Linked DNA regions of Homo sapiens: region 2 is linked to region 1. A link is a loop called in an ENCODE intact Hi-C map of the cell type or tissue named here. Cell type or tissue: IMR-90. All regions are shown on one strand. Links, peaks and the distances in the headings refer to the core of each region. The heading gives the core; the rest is flanking DNA.

The links. A loop is a pair of places that touch in the nucleus more often than their neighbours do. Peaks named below come from ENCODE experiments on the same cell type or tissue, not always from the same donor. Only the 100,000 strongest peaks of a DNase experiment are listed, where the experiment ranks them.
Region 2: it touches region 1 in a loop (4-fold over the local background); 3 of 110 quality-filtered maps call a loop at or near these places.

What each region holds. Positions count from the first base shown.
Region 1 is chr7:78,767,568-78,774,340 of GRCh38, reverse strand. The region is part of intron 2 of MAGI2 (membrane associated guanylate kinase, WW and PDZ domain containing 2); the gene reads left to right. Among named protein-coding and RNA genes, the nearest start is that of MAGI2-AS2, 240 kb to the left of the region's middle. In IMR-90, for the core only: no CTCF peak of the experiment used is centred there; a DNase peak (open chromatin) is centred at 3,660; H3K4me3 peaks cover 1,976 bases.
Region 2 is chr7:78,718,781-78,725,553 of GRCh38, reverse strand. All of the region lies in intron 2 of MAGI2 (membrane associated guanylate kinase, WW and PDZ domain containing 2), which reads left to right. Among named protein-coding and RNA genes, the nearest start is that of MAGI2-AS2, 290 kb to the left of the region's middle. In IMR-90, for the core only: no CTCF peak of the experiment used is centred there; no DNase peak of the experiment used is centred there.

The DNA of each region.
Region 1 (6,773 bases), core at 933-5,932:
TACTTGAGCTAGTTGAATTCTGTTGTTTCACCCAAATATCCTCTACAACAGCTTCTAAATAGTCTTTTTTCTGTCTTGCCTCTCTCCAAACCAATGATTACCAACCTCGGATGCATTGGAACCACCTTAGAAGATTAAAATCAACAATGTTTCCGGTTTCTATCCCCAGATGTTCTGATTCAAGTAATTTAGAGGTGGCCTGCATTTGATTGGTTAAAATCTCTACAGGTGATTCTGGTACTCAGCAAACACTACAAAACCAGTGTTTCCAGAAATTTTATGATAATAATAATTGCCTGGGATACTGCTTAAAAATAGATATTCTTGGACTTCTCTAGATTTGGAGTGGAACCCAGTGATATATATATTTACTATAACTTGCAGGTAATTCTTATAATTAGGAAAGTTTGGAAAACACTGCTGTCATCTGCCCTTCACCTTGCTGCTAAAATAATCTTTGTAAAACATGTAATTGTCTAGCCAAAGAACTTTAAATAACTTGCCATTACATCTCAGATGAAGCACAAATTCCTTGGCAGAACATTTAAGATCACTCGCAGCCCTTTAGGTTTGTTCGTGTTCTTTGTGTCTCTGCCTGAAAACCCCCTGCCTTTACTTACCTAGAAAACTGACACATACTTAAAGGCTCAGTTCGAGGGTTACCTATTCTATGTGACTGTCCTGCCTCGCCTTAAGGAGAATTTTTCTTCTTTTTCTGACACTCCATAGCACTTTGTACCAACATCTATTACATGTTAATGGGTACCTGTTTTGAGTTTCTGAAAAACACTCTGTTTTCTTTTTCTTGTACCCCTCAGTGCTTAGTATGGTGCCTAGCACAAAAGAAGTGCTCAGTGAACATTAGTTGAATAAATGAGTGCATTAGTAAACATTTATTCTACCCTCTGTCAGCACTTCAGTTTGTTCCTTGAGTAATGGAAGGCATTTTGAAAAGTTGGCTAGGGTTAGTTGCTATACTGTTTTTGCCAATTTATATCAATCTTTTTTTTTTTGGGACTGGCCTGTCTTTGGTAAGTTTTAATAGGCTTCTTTAAGTCATGATCTTTCTGTTTTTAATAGAAAATACATGCAGTCCATATTCCATGTTCATCAAGTCTCTGTTAGAATAGCTTGGAGCCTGAAAGTTGTGTCTGTATTGGATATGCTTAGGTGTGTCTGTCCTGCCTGTGGTCTTCTCAGAAAATACACTAGTGTTAGGGTTAAAGCTCACAAATTATCTGATCTAAGGTAATATGTCTTTCTCACTGTCTGTCCTTGCCTACATTTTGCACATTCAAGGAAAGTGACTCCATGGCCAAAAGAACAAAAGCCAGTGGGTGAAGTAGGGAAAACAAACAAAACAAAACTCTGAATAAATGCAAAATGAAAACAGCCAATGCTAGAGGGAAAAAAGAAAAGGTGAAAGAACAGCAGATTTGGTTATTAGAAGCTATAAAGTGAAATCTTTTATGTTTTTTTCCTATAACATTTTAGGTCTTTCTAAATTTGCCTAAGCCGACTTACTTTTCGAGGGAAGATTTTTTTATTGTCCAATGTTTTGGTGCCAATTTTTGTAGCACAAACTGAAGCTAAATTTGCAGCCAGTTAGCATATAATTTATTTTAAAAGCTTAAATGGGATCTTTTCCATGCAAGGTAAAGCTTTGCAAATACAAAGCCAGCAAGAACAGTGAATAGTTCTTATTCATTTTAGGTGTTGATGGAGGGGACTGGGTGTATTTCGGCTGCAGTCCTCAGTCCCAGCAGCAAATGCAACACTCTTCCAACATCATTCTGGAAGGAGGGAGAGGCTGTTTGTGTAAGAGTTTGAAATGTTATCTTTTGTGGCAAGGATAATGTGATTCTATGTCAGCTCTTCCTCTATTTTCCTCTTTTGCTGAGGCACCAGTATCATCATGCTCCTGAATTAAGAATCCGTGGACAGAACACCAAATGCCAAATAAGAGTTTTCTTCTGATGCTTGTTGGTCTTCATTCTAATAATTTATCACCTAGCCTTACAAAGTACTTTTTATCTGAGTGTTCAAAAAAATGACTGATTCTTTGACCCTTGAAAGAAAGTGGATATTATCTCATTTTTCTTTACAGTATTCCTAACAGCAGATTACGTATCTTTTCTATTCAGTGGTAGAGATAGAAGAGATGGTCTCCACTGGATATTAAAAACTTTGCAGCAGAGGAGAAGATGGTGTCAAATTTACTCTTTAGGGCCTAGGTCCATAGACTATAAATGTATCTTCAATACTATACTAGGTTAGCACAAGTTTTTCCAGTTGTTTCTGTCTCTGGGGTGCTGTGTGGTCTTAGCATCTGGACACCCTTCTCTACTAGGCTTGCTTGATTGGGTTGCAAGAAGAGGATACTTGCTATATTTATTACATTTATTTTCTATTTAAGACAGAGACACTGAAACAGAGAAGGGAAAAATTATTTGTCTCAGAGCAAAGCATTACTCATTATTGAATCTAGTTCCACAACAGCAAACTATTGATTTCTACCTATGCTATGTGCTTTGGTGTTTTTGTCACTTATTTTTTTTTCCTTTCACATTATTATTTTTATTGTCTTTTACAATGGTCCTTAACTTCAAGATAAGTTTAAATGGATGTCAAAGAAAAGACCAATTTGAAAAAGTGTGTAAGTAGTAAAATGACTGATTCTTTGACCCTTGAAAGGAAAAGAAACAGTCATGCTTACAAGTTTAAAAGAATTGTTCAGCTGGATGATTCTGAAAGGATACAGCCTTGTTATTAACACTGAAAAGTTTAATTACATTTCATTATACTATACTAGCTTCTCTTAATTGGTAAAAGGGGACTATGAAAGCAAAAACAAAAATGCTTAATCTCTAGGAGCTAGATTTTCCTCGCTGCTTTGTAATGTAAATGTGCCTGTGTGTATATTAAAATTCACACACTCCATCCATCTCACTGGCTTTTAATGGAGGGGTCACCTGACTTCACCTAGAGCCGCCCCCCTCCCTTTCCCAGAGGAAACCCAAAAGTGAGAGACAGGCGCGTAGATAACACAGGTTCTTGTGCTGAGAGATGTAAATGCCCCTGACTGACCGGGAAGCGAGCGAGGTTGCTGGTGGGGGTTGGGGAAAGGGAAACGGAGGGAGAGAGCATAAGCGAGAGAGGGGAGAAGGAGAGAGAGGGAGAGGGAGAGAGGGAGAGGCAGAGGGAGACAGAGAGAGAGAGAGAGAAGTGCTGCATGCTTCATCTTTGAGAGGAGGGAAAACAAAAGAGCTCAGCGGCAGTTTTGTGTTGCTGTGTCTGGCTTAAAGAGGAAAATTCTAGACATCCATGTTGAAAAATCAAAGCTCAGCTGAGACTACTTCTATCAAGAAAATTATTTTTATCTGCGAATGGGTTGGATCAGTACAGGTGGTTTGAGAAGACACTGACTGAGGACCATGGAAAGGTGGGAGAGGACGTGCGGCTTCTCTGCTTCCTTTGAACAGAGCTCTAGGTTAGTAAGCTGAAACTGACCCGGGTCTGGCTTAAATATCTGTATGTGCATATGTGTGTGTGTTCTATTTATAGCCTCCAAACCCTTCTGCTCCTCAACCCCTGGGGAAAGCAGTGCCATATTCCACCAGATGTGAACCTAAACTTGATTCGACTCTCACTTCATTTGCCAAATGCCTCTCGTTTGTTTGCGGAGCTTTTGTTTAATACAGCCAGTGGAGAGCCATCATGATGTCTCCTTCTGAGTCAGAATGTGTGTTTCAGCCTTAGATTGTCAGGTGGCTGTTTGGAGAACAGTTAGTGTTTTGCTCCAGAAAGCTGCAAATGCATGATTAGGTTATTGTGAAATGTAAACAGCAGATATCTGCTGACTTGGCATTTCTTCTAATGTCAGAATAGTTCAGAGAACCAAGTGCATTTGCCTTATCTTTATTTCCCACGTAATTGACTTCAAATATAATAAGTTTGAAATGGCACCCCATCAACAAAGACACACACCAGGTATTCTTCCAGCAGAGTGTGTTTTACCTCCTATTGGAGCCGAAGCTTAAAAAATTAATTTTATGGGGACCTGGTTTGGGGAAAAAAATACAATGTGTTATAATTAAAATAGGTTTAAAGCCTTTTTTACAACCAGTGGGTACAGATGTGTGTAAAACAAACACATAATTTCTCTTGTTTCTTGCTGTGCAGATAGAGTGTCTTTTGTTCCAGCATGTGTATTTTCCTGTGTTTTTACAAAGAAAGCATTGCTTGTGCTTTCCGTGATAGCAAGGGGCTTGTATGCCAATTTGCCATTGTGCCCTGGTCAAGAATCTGCTCTATTCTGAAGTAAACTGCCCAGAGGTATTAGTCAAGAACGTGGAGAAGGGTGGGGAGTAGGAAGAGATGCTTTTTTCTCTTCCTCTTTTTTTTCCCCTTTGACTCAGAAGTGTCTAATTCACATGATGTTAAGAGGAAATGGGGGGAAGCATTTAGTTCTGAATAGGATGCAGTTCGGTGCCATGCAGTTGCCACAGACTATAACAAGAAGATGCTCGGAGCTGAGGGAATCACATTTGTAATGGGGACTCTTTAAGAAAATGTTCTGTGAGGGTGACTGGCTGAGTCCCTTTGGACCAAATTAAGATGCGCTCTGGCAGTGCACTAGCAGCTGTGAGCTGACATTTTCTTGTGAACCTAGTGAAAAATGGCTCCATATCTCTGTCTCGTCCTGAGGGAGATGGTCTTTGAGTAGTCGAGCCGTTCCTCAGCATTGTGATTTGCTCTGATCTCTGTTTTCTGATGGGGACGGACTGACTTGTGGTTCCTTTCAGTTCGCCTGCCTTTTTAAATCTCGCTTGAATGGGGAGTGGGTGGTGACGGTTTTACTTCAGTACAAACTACCCAGAGCAAAGCTTGCAGAAGATATCTTTCTGGCAATCATAGGTTTCCATTTTTAAAAGGGTAGATTACATATATTTTCGGACGTGATCTAAAGCACTTTGTTGTTAAGTGGGCTCATCAAACAATTTCTTTAAGGAAAGACCCATGCATGTGTGGCAGCTTACATTTGGACTTTCGGGAGGGCTGACAGGTTAAAAAAAAAAATAGATATTTGCCTGTATCGTCCATCTCTGAAAGTAAAAAGCTGTGTTTTTGTATCTTATCATGTTTTCCCTTTTTAGCATTGTGATCCATTGTGCAAGGAAAAAGATGTGTCCCCGCGCTAGAATGCAGGGAGGGAATGTACTACTGTCCTGTACTACACATGTGCTTATTAAAGAATTCCTGTACTGAGCAGGGAGTGGAGGTGCTACAGCAGCCACACTGTTCCTTTATTTGGGCTTTGGTTTGTGAAAGCTCCAGCCAGCAGAGGCAGGATGCGCTTTAGCAGAGAGCTCTGGTTTGAGGGACTGATTAAGAGCATGTGTTGTTTGGGGGTGTGCGAAATCGGTTCTCTATTGTATAGCATTTTAGGATGATTGTGTGACTACAGAGCAGGTTTAAATCTTAGGCAAGAGGTACAGTGTTGAGGCACTATCCACTAGAGAGGGGAGCATGAGGATGCAAAATAGTGCAATAGTATGTGCATTGTGCAGAAAAAAATAATAATTCTTTAAATTTTATGCTAGTTTCCAAATTATAGAAATTTGGAAACACTTCAGATGCTTTCTGCAAAATGACATGGAGTCATCTCCACACTAGGACAAGAAAGACTTGAGTACAATACTTTTAACAAGATGGAAACAGTTTCGTAAGTGTTTTAAGTGTAATAATATTTGCTCCACTGAAGGGTAACCCTCCAAGGGTTTTCATCGTGAGCACCTTCCCATAGGCTGAGAATTAGAGCACAGATTTTCATGGTGTCTGTTTAGAATAATTTTGATAAAGCTAAGACCTTACAGAGGCAATAAGATTTGCCTCTTTAGTAGAACAATGGAAATGGAACTTTAATACAGCATGTAGATCCGATTGCTGCTTTTATACATGTAGACAATCTGACTATGGTACATGGTGTGCTTTGGGGAAATTGATGCAATTATAGTAGAACAGCAAACAAAACAATAGGTGAGGTGATATAATGAAAACATGGATCTCAAAGTTCCTAAGAGGATTACCAAGTCACCCTTAAATATTGTTAATGACTACAGGTGAGGTGGTTTTACCCAGAGAAATTTCAGATGTTCAGAATTAGAGGACCATGTTTGTAAAGCTAAGAGCAGAGCTTGCTGGATCTTGGAGAAGATGGATGGCACTCATATTTAAACCAGATAATGTGTACATATAAAAGAATCACAATCTTAGAAACTTCCCACCAATGGAATTTTGTTTTAAAAGTTGCAAAATAACTAAACTGTAGAAAATAGTTCACAGCTCAGAAACCATCAAGGGAGAAATGAGAACATCCAGAAATAACAAAATTTTCGCAGTGAGATTTATGTGCTACCTGAACAACATTTAAGATGCCGATGAGTTCTTAATGAGAGCTAAAAAAGAAAAATTCACATTTGGAAATAAGTGTCTGTATTCCTGTATTCCTATAGCTTTGAGCTTGGAAAACACAAAATTTCCCAAGAATAAATTAGTTATTCGTAAGATGCCTGTGGCACGTAAAGGAAAACTTGATAAAACAATTAAGTTTCAGGCAAACATATTTTACTCTAACTGAATTCTTCTTGAAACATTTTTAATCACAAAGCTACTAACTTTCTGAGAATATCTTAAGTAGTAATGGCCTGCTTTCTGACATCCATTTTCTCTATCACTTTAGAACCCTACTACCTTAAACTCTCTTTTCAATT
Region 2 (6,773 bases), core at 612-5,611, 48 kb after region 1:
GTGTTGGGATTATAGGCGTGAGCCACCGTGCCTGGCCTAGTTTAACTTTTCATTTCTGTCATTCAGCATAGTGCCTGACCCACAGTTAATACTTGGTAAACAGTTGCATAGTGCGTGTTTTCAGTGCTGTGATGGGGATTTATTTTTAAAAAGTACAATGGAAGGTTTAGAAAGGAAACAACATATAAACCTGATTTGTTCAAAAGTGAAGATCAAAATAGTTCTATGGTCATTTTTTAAATTTTTTTAGTGCTCAGAAATCCACACCTAAGCATGAACCATTTTTCGATCTATTAGTTCACCTTTGGATTCACTTATAGATTAACTTAGTAACTTGGGCCCTAAAAACCATAAGCGTTAACGCTTCAAAAAAGACGTAAATTGTTAACCAGCTGCCTTATTTTTCAGGAAACTTAATTAGCTTTTCTTCATAAAAGACATTTTATCTGCAGGGCTTAAAAATGCAACGTTGTTTTAATGTAAAAAATATAATTGAGAAAATAGCTTTGCAATCCTCCTTCATTCCAGTAAATGTGTCCTGCTAGCCATTTGTTATTCCTAGTTCCTCTATTTTTTTCTTTAACATTTCAAAAATCTTCACTGAATATTAAAAATGAGAAATTATTGGGCACTTAGAGCGCTTCTCTCCAATTGGCTCAAGGTCTTCTAAAGTCACTCCTTCAATGATTCATGTGACATCCTTCTGAAGTAAAATGGTGCAACTGGCAAGTGCTGTTATGCATTGTTATTAGAAGTTGAAACTCAAAAGTTAGGTGGTCTAGCCTTGGACCAGCTGGAAGTGTGTTGGCATATCTCAGGGTACATGTCTCAGTGCTGGAATTGCTGTACAAGACATGCTACATGCTAGGAAAGCATTTCAGAGTAATCTCCTGGCACCTCAAAGAGGCACACAGGAGCAGGCAACCTTTCTTCTCCTTCCTCCTCAACAGGAGCAATAGAACTAAGGGCCAGAATAGAGAACTCCACAAACTAAATAAGGGCGCCCATACTTTAATGCAAATTGTGAGACAGTTGGGTTCTGTAAACTCCCTCATCAATTTCCTGCACCTTCTCATTTTTAAAATGACTGTGCACTCGACTTGAAAGCTTCTGCTCCTTGCTTTCCTGCCATCTACAACTATGGTACCATCATAGGTGCTGGAAATCCCTTGCACTTTCATCTGACTCTCTCATTTGAAACCCATCTTTTAGTAAAGCTCCATTACTTTTTCAGTCTTTAGTCTACACAGAATATAAGCATTGCAATTTAGTCTCTGTTTTGAACCTATGCTAGTGGCCTAGAGAGGGAAAGAGATGTCCCCAGGCAATGTAATGTCTATATCCTCTCTTCCTACATGTTACTATGCTGTGCCCCTGACTCAACCTTTTCATTCTTCTATACATTTCCTTTAGTTATCCTTTTAATCATTTCATTGTGATCTCTCATCTCCTCAGCTACAGCACCCAATTAAAGCCTTCTTCCCTGGCAGTACTCATTGTCTCAGTGATTGACTTTCTGTGCAGCAAGCAGCAGGACCTAGACCACACCCCTGCTATTTTGGTAACATTATCACCCAGTTTTCCTTCTTTTTTCCTCTTTCTCCAGGCAATCAAATGTAGACACTCCTCAATGTTATTCCCGAGTGTGGCTTCGTCATGTTCTGTTTTGCCTCCCCAGCAACCTTACCTCCTCCCATGGCTTCAACTACCTTTCACAACATCTATCTCCCTATACTTTGAATTAAGCTTTTACCTGCTCAAGAAATTTTAGAAACTCCCTGTCATGTATTTAATAGAGTCAGTACTCCCTGGTTTTGACATTCCTGATCCAAATCAATTTCCCTCTGACCTATAGTCATCTCTTCTGTTACTCTCTAATTTTCTTATTGTTAGCCAATCTAGGCCACTGGTTATTTCCTCACTCTACACCCTCTTGCTCTTGTGCCTAACTTAGTCTCTTTCCTCTTCTTAATTGCCCTTCATACTATCTCTACATACCCTAATTTTACCTATTTTTCTAGAAATACCTCAAATACTGCATCCTTCATGATGTTGTCATTGCCTCTCCCCCTTGAAGCAGTCCCTTATCAATGTTTTGCAATATTTGGTCAGAAGCTTACTTGTTTCAGAATCACTTATGGTTCTTATTAAATATGCAAATTCCTAGGCCTCTGCCCACACTTACAAATGTGTTAGGGCCCAGGCCTTCTTGAATTTAGTAAGTGCTAAATAAATATGGTTGATTGAAAGAAAATGGATGAATGTATTTTATTAGCCAGCATCCAATGAGCAATAGAATTTATAAGGCCATCTTATAAACATATATATTGACCAAAGAAAATAACAGTTTACATTTTTCTTTTGTTTTGAAGAAAAATCAAAGTATATTTAAACAATATTAGGATATTATTTAAAAGATTAATCATGCGTTTCTAAGTATGGATGCTTCCTTGATCACTGCAATGCTTAACAGACAACTTAATATCTTAAGGTGGCCTGGGATTTACTAACCATTTTCTCTTAGCAACTTTACTGAGTGCTCTTTGGCAATAATTTCCACATTCTTACATCTTCCTTTTCCTTTAATATGAATCGCATCAACTAGATAAGCCAACTATAATTCTATGATTATATTATTCTATAATTAAGCTATATGGCTTTAGGAGGGCTATGACTTCTGATTTTAGACTATTCCTGGTCAATCCTATAAAACATAAGTACCCACATTTAAGTTCCCCCAGGGATTCTCACAAAAGAGTTCAAGACTCTTAGACAAACTGTCTAAGAAACAAATGTATTTAATTGTCCTTAATATCATTCATGTTAAATTATTTAACAGAGGTTGTTTTGAGTATGTGTTAAATTTAGCCCGTGTCTTACTGCTTACGTTATTAACTGATATATCACACTGAGACTGATGTTTTGCCATTGTGGTATTGTGCCTGAAAATGAAGCCAGAGTTCTGGGCTTTTTTGATGATGAGATTTAAGATCTATATTTCTTTGGCTATAGTCTTGAGCAAATAACTCTAATAAGAATGAAAATAGTGTCTTTGGTAGAAATTCATTTTGTAACATTTGAATATGGAAAGGTGACTATGAATATACCCTCAAAATTACTTGTGCGATTATTCCTGGGTTATGTGTTAGGCCTATGAAACCTATTTTGAAACATGTTCCCATGCAGAAATATGACAAATAATGGGTTAAAATTGTTGTGCTATTTCCTCCTGAGAGTGTCATGATTAGATATATCGCCTTCTCACAGTTCAAATTTTAGTTTTACTGGTGGATATTAGTTTTGAAAGTAAAACTACATTGCTTATTCCCATATTATTACTGCTATTTATTATACAATTTCCTAGATTAAACAATACATTCAAATGAGGTAATGAATTATGTGTTTTAAGAGCAGAATGAGCTATATTTGTTATAGAATATTATGTTAAATCTTCATTGACAACATTAAAGAGTCATACCTTTTATGGGTGTTAGTTAATTACGTATACTTATTTCCTTGGAACAAGATATATTTTACAAATAAAAAAGTTTTTCTATAATATTTTGCTCTCACTAAAAGTAATAATAGATTATACAATACATTTTATTAAAATCTAAACAATCAAGTTTGCTAGTTGTTTATGTCAGTTCTTTGATTTAAATTTTCTGAGTCTAAATGTTACTTCACTCTACCTTACATTTTTCTCTTCTCTTGAAGAAAATAAAAATTATTATTTTTATCTGTTTATGTTTGGGTTTATAAATTAGACTTGGAAATTCTAATACTCATTGGATGCTAGCTAGGAAAGCTTGTCTGAACAAATCTTACCCTTCAGCCTTGATATAATCAGTTTCTTAGTAAAAAGCTACCATCTTAGTTCTTTGAGAACCTTCTCAATAAATTCTTTGCAGATTTCTCACAATTTAATAGGTTGGAAAAAATTGGAATGACTAGAAGACTGAATTTAATTTCAAGATAAGCACAAATTAGAAGATTTCAATATGTTCCTTTCAAAATTCTGCATCTACCCGGGACCTGCCTCTGTGATAAGGGGATATCTATTCTCTGCTTTCTAAAGTATCAGGTAACCCACATATGTCATACATATGCCCTTGGTAACTTGAAGGTACAGGCATATTGATTTTTTTAAAGGAACCTACAAATAGTAGGATTATTTGAGATTAATTCTTATGCTACCTTAGTCACTCTGTGATAGCTAACTATATGCTGAGAGACTTCATTATTTTTCTGGGCATATACATTCTGGGCATATACATACATATACAGTGATTTTATACATCACTGCTTAGGTGACCTAAAAGATGTTATACAAAAATTCCATTTATTAGAGAGGACCCAGCCATGAGGAAGAACTGGTACAGTGTGGGTGAGTAAAAATGTAAACAGAATACATAGATTTCCTATTTTTTTCTTGGTTATGTAATATTGGTTTAAGCACTGGTATAATTGCTTACTAGAGTTAATGTTAGATGTTAGCTTTTTAAACGTTAGGTCCAACTCTTTCTTCAGAGTTCTTCTAGAAAAATGATTAGGCCCCCTGTATCTCCATTTCAGATTTCAATCAATTATGTTGCGATTCTCCTTACATACTGTGTGGCATTAAATCACAGAATTTCCCCAGAAGGAACAATTTTATGATCCATTCATCACACTTGCTATTTTTATATCCTTTGTGGAACCACAGGTTAGATCCAAGGGTTGTCTATTTGATCTTTCTTACCTTTGAGAAATAAAAGTTGATTATTTGGTTTTCTGATGAAGGAAAAGATGATTTTTTCTCAACTTATCCTTTGAGAAATTAATCTCCATGGACTTTGAATAAAATGGCATGTAGTGTCCCCAGGGTACAAATGATTTAGAAACATCTTTTCCCACGACAGCTGTACATTAGTAAGCTGCTTTGTATATGGTGGTGTCCTGTACCACAAATGGACCATTTCTCGTGGTCTTCATTATTAAATGTAAGAGATTATTCTGACATGTAATGAATAATATTTTATAAATTATAAATTATATATCTAAATAAATTATACAACTAATGGTTAAGATGACTGATTTTAGACCCATACTGTCCAGATTTAAATGTCAGCTTCACTTACTAGCTGTGTCTAGGAGCAAGTTAATTATTCTGTACCTCAGTTTCTTCATCCATAAGATGAGATCCCTAATAGTTTGAATCTCATAGGTGTATTATAAGGATTAAGTGAGTTAGTACACACTCAGTGTTGTATGACTGGCACATAGGAAGCATTCAGTGTTAGCTATTACTATTTATAGCTTAGGGGAAAAACAAAGTCATACTTATCAGATGTCAGTACTGTGTTTCTCCAAATGTTGCTTCTAAATTTATCCCTCTTAGGAAGGCAGGATTTATTTGTAATTTTATATATAGTTAATTAGATATATTTTGACATATTTACAAAAGAATTTATCTGCATTTTAGGTAATCTTATCTAGCCACAGTACTATGATATATGATTCTGGAAAATGTGGAAATGCAGCCATTTGATATATTTTTGTAGATTATGAGTTCATAGTTAATGAAAGATAACCGAGTAGATTTAACTAAATATTTATAATAACTAAAATTATAGATGATAAATTATATAAAGTGAAAGATTAGTGCACACATTAAACTGGAGTTGCATATCACCTCTATTTAAACTTTTTACTTATTTCAAGAAAATAATCACAAACAACTACCCTCTAGAAAAGATGGTTCAAATTAAATTCTGTCCACAGGAAAGGTATGTTTGGAGAGTAAGTCCCCTGTAATGAAACTATTGATAGTACTGCAGCCAGGCCCCTCATATGTCAAACACCTGCTTTGGTGAGACAAGTTTAATGCATAGAAAGAGCTCTTAATAGCAGCAATAGGATTCCAAACCCTTGGCATGACCTTTGTCGTTGAAAGTAAAAGAAAGAGGGTTGCAACTTGCTTATTTTCTTCGTGCAAGATCCTGCATAAACCCCAATACACGATCATAATTCTAACTAAATGATTTTTTTAAACGTAGTGGTTTCTATCACTCACTCCTTTTTCAGTAGACATACTGATGACAATGTCACTTCTGTAAACTTTTGGAGAACATAGTCTTACTAAACTTGCCAACACAATGCTTAGGTTATTTGAAGGTCACTTACAGTTGGATTTTTTTTCTTTATTTTTTTTCCTTCAACCTTAAGGGAAGCTATTTGATAAGCTTTAGTTTATTATACAAAAAATGGGTATTATTTTATTTGGACATGCAGTATTTGTAAGACTTCAATTGTTTATTTTATTAGAATGTAAAATTGATTGGAACAGCATGTGTCAGATCCTTGAGTTCAAACAAATTCTTACCTTTTTCTTTAACATCCTATTAATTGGTTCACATAGAAGGTATAGGGAAACTGGCTCTCCAGAATGTTGGAAAGCTGGAGGCAGAGAAATTCTTCAGGTAAATCTAGATATTCATCCTATTTTCCCCACAGACATAAGGATGCAACATTTCTAATGCCAAGTCTGTTATTCAATACATACACACAAACCCTCATTGTATTGTTAGTCTACACTTTTCCAAATGGTGATGTAAGTGAAAAGTATAAAAGCACAGTGACATAACAAAGGTTGGGTTTACCAGACCTGGTAAGACCCTACAGTGTCACTGGCAACCGTATGTCCCCAGTGAATCATCTAGAGCAGTGGTCCCTAACCTTTTGGGCACCAGGGACTGGTTTCATGGAAGACAATTTTTCCACGGACAGGGGTT